Linked DNA regions of Mus musculus: region 1 is linked to region 2. Evidence: chromatin contacts called from ENCODE Hi-C or POLR2A ChIA-PET data. All regions are on one chromosome and are shown on one strand. The core of a region is the stretch at or near the end of the contact, and the rest is flanking DNA. Distances in the headings are between cores, read along the strand shown.

The links. A loop is a pair of places that touch in the nucleus more often than their neighbours do. ChIA-PET counts read pairs that join two places held with the same protein, here RNA polymerase II (POLR2A).
Region 1: a map of left cerebral cortex shows a loop between it and region 2 (4-fold over the local background). The contact joins the promoter of Camk1 here to the promoter of Brpf1 in region 2. A Hi-C loop is called at or near these places in 1 of 37 maps with a recorded cell type or tissue (left cerebral cortex). POLR2A ChIA-PET finds 5 or more read pairs at or near these places in 4 of 5 experiments (Patski and embryonic stem cell).

What each region holds. Positions count from the first base shown.
Region 1 is chr6:113,341,969-113,345,250 of GRCm38, forward strand. It overlaps Camk1 (calcium/calmodulin-dependent protein kinase I), which reads right to left and starts at 1,954. Exons shown (of 12, transcript NM_133926.2): 1 at 1,868-1,954; 2 at 1-14.
Region 2 is chr6:113,305,629-113,308,936 of GRCm38, forward strand. Brpf1 (bromodomain and PHD finger containing, 1) reads left to right here and starts at 1,509. Exons shown (of 13, transcript NM_030178.2): 1 at 1,509-1,709.

The DNA of each region.
Region 1 (3,282 bases), core at 704-3,203, 37 kb after region 2:
CACAGCCAGGGCTCCTAGGAAGGAAATGGAGAGAAAGAGATTCAGAGGGCCTATCCTCTCTGAGAATCTACTGCATGCCCCATGAGCAGGCAGCATGAGTTCATTCATTCCTGGATCTGTTCATTAGCAACAGGCATTCAGCCTCCCCCATCATATGTTCACTCAGCATGTTTGCAAAAGATCATTTCTAGTAGTGAAATTCTCGGTATCTGTGCATTCCTTCAATTCTTCATTCTCCATTTTGCCCCAGTCTTTTTCTCAATCCTAACACCCAAGGAAACCTCCCCCTCAAGGAAGATAGCACATGAGACCCCAGAGCAGCATAGATGGCGCCCTAGAGGGCCCCTTCCTCCTCCTCCTCCTCCTCCTCCTCCTCCTCCTCCTCCGCCTCCTCCTCCTCCTCCTTGCCACCCTAGCCTCTCGGAAATCAGGTTTCCGGCAGCCTGGGCTTCCAGCAATATCTCAGCCACGTTTTTAAATAGCTCCTTCTCACTGTTACCAAGGCAACATCAGCCACAGCTGGAACTCCCCAGACCTAGCCCTCCTGACTCCCTGTCTGTGTCCCAGCAGCCGGAAAACTGATCTCACCTGTCTGTCCCCTCCTGGAGGGGACCTATCTTGGACCTTTCCCTAGACAGCTCTGTGTCATCTTACAAGAAAGGGTGGGTTCTCTCCCCATGTATCATGTGAGAAATCTCGGAAACTGAGGTTGGAGATGGATAGAATGAGTCCAGAGTTGCCCAAGAGAGTCCCAGCTAAGCTTGCTAAGGACAAAGGGTGTCATGTGTTGGTCCAGTAGGAGACTACTAGACTGGGGGAATCATTCAGAAAAGTCAACATCTCAGAATCAACTGAGTTTGAAGCCAGAACAGAGCCCCTCATGCCCTAGAGCTCTGGGAAAGCAACCTCCTGGTTCCTTTGGGAAGAATGAAGAGAAGGCACCCTGACCAGAACTGAGAGTCCACTCCTTGAGTGGGACCTTGTTCCCAGAGCATTGGCCAGCATCCCAGGTTTTCTGATGAAAGAGGCAATGGTAAATCCATGTAAAGTCAAACCCACATGGATGCCAGCACTAATGACCCTCACAGTTCCACACCCTGCAGCAGACACCACTCCACATCAGCAGTACATGAATCTTGAGTCCAGACACCTTCCTGCTAGATCCATCACACTGCACACCACGTCACCTGGTTGTGCACATATGCCCAGCATCAACACACGTTCATATACACCACTCACACCTACCTGTCCATCCAAAACACCCAGACCCTACACTGCAGTACTGATTCCATGCACACACGAACAAGGTGGCATCCGTTCCCACATACCAGACATAGCAACTTAGTCCTGTCTATGCCCTCCAACTCCTCAGCCCAGAGCCCTACACAGCAAACCAAGCCTTAACAATCTGCCTAACTAAACCCCCTCAGAGGAAGACCAAACCTCCCCTGAACTCTACCCCGCAAGCCAGACAGCAGTGTGTGTGTATCCTTGAACACCATATGCAACAACAAAAATGAATTCCCAGATACCTTTACACAACTGAAGCACATTCCTGCTTCAGGGAACCCCTCACATGCCCTCCCCGATCTACTCTTCCAAATGCCCACGCCCTTCCATGGTCAGGCCTAGCGCTTGGACATACACCACACACACACAGACCCTTCCCCACCCTTTTCTGATATCCAGGCAATATCCATGGAGGTCACCTAGCACCTAAAGGGCCTGGGACGGGAGGTGGGAGAGAAAGGCCCAGCCCTGTTCCGTCTGTCTGTCCAGGGGCCAGGCGCCCCTCCCACCCTTGGGCTTCAGTATCTTGTGGCTGGAGCGCCCCGCTGCACAGAGCCGGGGCAACCCTCAGTTGTACCTGCGGCTGCCCCGCCTCGGGGCTGGCTGCGAGGGCCGAGGTGGCTGGTGCGGAGCTCCCGCCGCGTCTGTGCCTGGTCAGTTTGCCTGCTCAGTCGCTGGCGCTCGGCTGGGGCTCGGCTCCCTCGGCCCGCCTGCGGCTCTGATGTCAATGGAGGAGGAGCCTGCGGCAGAGGACCTGGGGACTAGGGACGAGCACTCTCGGACTGGAGAAGTGGGCCCAGTTGTTCTGTTACAGGCCCTATAGCATGCTTATGTGCCCTTTGGTCGTCAGCAGGAGACAAGTGAGAGCCACAGATGGTCTTGAAATCAGCACTTAGTTAGAAGCAGATGATTTTTGAACCAATATTTATGAGATGCCAGAGGCTGGCCAGCTTGAACCTGGCATTGTTTTCAAAACAGTTCTGGGACCTGCCTTAGAGTTCTTAGTCTCCTTCTCCTCCTCTCCTCACCTTCCATTTAAAAGGAGCTGGACCTATGCAAGACTCAGAAGACTAGTAAGGGGCTGATGAAAAGCTGTAAGGTCCCATTTAATAGGCAGATAAACTGAGGACCTACACCAGCAAAACAGAGCTAAGGCTTCTATCCCACACACTTTCAGGTACTGCTCAAAGAGACTAGGGAAGAGAAGTGGAAGGGGGAGATGCAGTTAAATCTGGATCCTTAAGGAAGCAAGCCAAAGAGGACCAAAGTGCCATGTGACCGTGGCTGGGAGCCAGGGTGGGGAGGGTGGAGCATATCCCTTCCTGGGGCTCTAGGCTTGGGGCCAAGGGACCTGACCCGACTTGGTTTATGCAAGGCTCTTTGGGACTAAATTGAGCTCAGACTAGAAGGGGAATCAACTGGCAGGAATTAGAGGTAGGTCTGCCCTGGAGCCAGGCAAAGGACGCAACCTGGCCTGTCTAGGGCAGCTCTCCCTCCTGAGTTCAACCTCTGTTTCTCCCAGTTTGGCCCTCCTCTGTCCTGGAGTGGTCAGGCCTCAGAAGACTAAGCTAAGATGCTAGAAAGGTTTTGAAGTCAACCACCTCCCTTTCTGCTCTCCCTTTCTGAGCCTCAGTTTCTTCCCTGAGACATGGACTTATTAACGACTGACTCTAAGTTTTCTTGAGAGTTCTGTGTAGTGGGTGTGCAAGTACTTAGAACACTAGTTCAAAACAAGCTGGTGTGGTGTCTGACACAATCTTAGCACTTCAGAAGCAGAGATAGGTGCATTGTGAAATGTTCTAAGCAAGCCGGTGGTGAGGTTCTCCTTCAAGGGGAGGAGGAAGAAAAGACAAAACAGGAGGATTCGGGGATGGTTCAGTGGGCGAGCGGCTCAAGGACAAGACCTGAGTTCAAATACTCAGAGCCTGTGTAAGAAGCTGGAGGGGGCTGTGTGCCTCTGTAACCCCAGAACTGAGGGGGAGCATGCCACCA
Region 2 (3,308 bases), core at 259-2,758:
CTTTGATTCATTTATTTTGGTTGTTTTGTTTAGATAGGGTCTTGCTGTATGGCTCAGCCTGACCTGGAACTCATAAGCAGTTGGAGCAATCCTAATTCAATCCTCTTGAGTGCTGCGATTACTGGTTTATTCTGAATTTTCTGGATGAGTATAATAGCTTGTATTTTCTTTGTGCATGCGAATCTTATACAACAGACACTGTATTAGGCAATTTACAGTCTTCAACTCTCTTAATCCTTATCATAACCCCGGGACAGAGGGACTATATATTATCCCCATTTAATAATGAGAAACTCCGCTGCAATAAGCCATTTCTTTATAGAAACCACCGATTTTACGCCAGACCCCCCCTTTTGACCAGGAAACAACTTGGAGTGCTGGTTTTATTGGCATTTCTCGGGGGAAACGTGTCATAAGAAAACGTGCACTTTAGGGAGCTGAATACCAAGTCCGCATGAAAATAAACCGCGTTCTCAGTGACTCTAGCATCTTGGAAGACTATCATACTCTTCAGTGACAAAACTACAAGCACTGCTTGACAATGATGATCCCTGACATCCAAATTCTCTGAAACCCCCAGGAACTGACAGAATTTTCGAGTTCCAGGTTTACAATTGAAGAACCCAAAGAAGAATTTCCCACGATCACACTTGAGGTGTCAGTCATATTCAATGGGCTGTGTGTTTTGATACCGTCTTCCAATCAGCTACCGGTAACCTTGTAGTCCAGCGCTGCCAATCTGAGTCCTACAGTTTTACTGGAATGCACTGGAACCTCCCCAAACTCAGTTCCCTCATTAGGGCCACGCCTCGTCACCCTTCAGTCTCACATTTCAGCGGAAGCCCCGCCCCTTACGTTCCTAAGTCCCGCCCTTACCCTGCAGCACTGTGGTGCGCTTTCCCAGCTGTAGCTTCATCCCTAGTTTAGCTCCACCTTCCAGGCTTACCCAAAGCTCCGCCCTTCGTTACTTGGGCCCCTCGGGCCCACTCTTCCGGCTGCGGTCGTCGCATCAGGGCACCGCTTTCCCGCAGCTCCACCCCCTAAACACAAGCCCCTCCCGCGCCGGCCTAGTCTTCCCACGTCGCCCCGCCCCTGACCATATCTGCGGGCCTCTGCGGCTCCCTTGCGTTCGTCCGGCTCTAGGCCCTGCCCTCAACTCCGCCCCACCCGGCGCTCCCGCCCCGTTCCTCCCAGTCGCCTTCCTCGGAGACCAAGGCCAGGTCCCTACCGCAGCAGTCGCGCCAGCAGGAGGGAGGGAGCAGGCGGCGGCAGAGGGGGAGGGGAGAAGGGCGGGCTCCTCACGCCCAGCCTCGCGCTGCCTGTCCGTAGTCGCAGATTCGCCACAAACGGCCCGAGGACTCAGACTCCCCAAAACTGAGCTTTCGCTCGCCAGAAACTCCACTTAGAACATGGAGGCGCTTGCTGAGCCCTTTAAGGTGTCCAGAGATCTTTTTCAGACCGACAGGTTGGTCTCAAGCTCCTCAGTAGACCGGCGAGGAACCGTGGCGAAAGTGCGTCTATACAGCGCCACGGGACCACGTTTACCCTGGCGGACGCCGTCGCCGTCGCTGCTGCTGCCGCCGCTGCCACAGCCTTTGCCGCCACGGTCTCGCCGCTGCTGTTCCTGTGCCGCCTCCAGGAGCCCCCCCATTGTCCCGGCGGCACCGGGTTCCCAGGCCAGAAGATCCAAAAGCTCGGGAAACGCGAAGGTGCTTGCGGAATTGCGACGCTGGGGCACCGGCGGGACCAGGAGTGGCAGGGGTCAGCGCGGGAAGCCGGGGGAGCCGGGCCAGAGAGTGCGGGGCAGGAGCCGGGGCGGCCAGCTTCGCTTCCGAGAGTTCGGGTTTCCCCTTCTCGGCCCGTCTCTCATCGCCGGCCTCCCACACGGGGTTGGAGCCCCGGCGGGCGCCCCCGGCGATGAGCCCAGACTGGAGGTGGCCGGTGAGTACGGGCCGGGGCCGGGAGGTAGTGCCAGTGGAGAAGGGGCAGCCCTGGCGAGGCGCCTTAGGCTCCTCCTGAGCCCCTGGAGCAGGGAGAATTGACATGCCATTCGTTCGTGGGGAGCGTCCGCGGCAGCAGTGTTCCCTTTGAGGCTGCCTGGGCCAGAGGCAGAAGGGAAACCTTGTTTGACTTGTTACACTTTGACAAAAGGGAAGCGGCGCAGCATCCGGGAGATTGGGCTCTAGCCCCGCGGGCCTTGTCCCACCCCTTACCCCTTACTTCCTTCTGCTCCTGGAGTTCCCGGGAGTAGGTGCTTCCGCCATATCCAAGGGCCCCAGGGCTTTCAGAGCTAAGTTCTGGACACCTTCGTGCCTCTGACGCCAGGTCCCTTGGGGCACTGTGCTAGTTCGGGAACCAGGGCAGCAAAGCCAGAACGGCAGCGTTCACCAGGGACCCGGCTTGGAAAGTGTTGAGCTTGTTTGTACCTATAATTGGTTTTGTGTTTAAAGGCACAGCAGCAGGTAGGAAATAGAAGTGAGTTGGAATTGAATGTGTAGCTTGGCTGACTTGCTGTCGATAGATGGACGAGAGCTGCCCATTCTTGTAGTTAAGCCTCAGGAGAAGGAAGGAAAGGCTGAGAGTTAGTGTTTGTCAGGGAGGTTAGGCAGGCCCTGCATTGGTGGTCCTAGGCACTAGTTCAAACTAGTCCTGAGAGAAATTGGAGCGGTACCAGACTAAGCTGGGCTCCCTGGGGTTTGGTGCCATCTGCTGTCTCTACTCACCCAGAAACTGAGGTGGGGGAGGGTTAGCCTTTGAGAACCTTGGAACATAATGCCTAGATTTTTGTGATCATGTTTGTGTCCTGGCATTCAGTAGGCCCTGAGTTAATGTTGCATGAATCAGTAAATGAGGAAACCAAGTGTAGCCTGTGCCGTTTGTCCTGCGGAAATGACCATTTCACAAGGTTTCTCCCTATATCTCCCCACCCAGTTCCAGGGTGAGGTTCCCCATTAAGACTTCAGCGATGCACTGATTGTGTAGTTCAATGGTTTCTGTTGGAATCTAGGACTCAGTCATTGGCCACTCACTCAGGCATACAATAAGCAACGTTTAATGCGTAATCTGATCTTCCTCAACTCCTAATCTGGTGGTCTTCTCATTCAGCTATTCACAGGTTTCATGGTATTTGCCCAGGCTTGGGAGTCCAATGCATGCTAGGAACTGGGGATTTAGAAGTAAATAGGTCTGGTATTTACTGAAGATCTCCTAGTAGAATGGGAGAAAACCAGAAAATGTCACACTGGAGGTGAGAATAAAATGCCACGGGAACAGCTTTTCCTTGAGAGAGTGAAAAAAAGTCATAATAA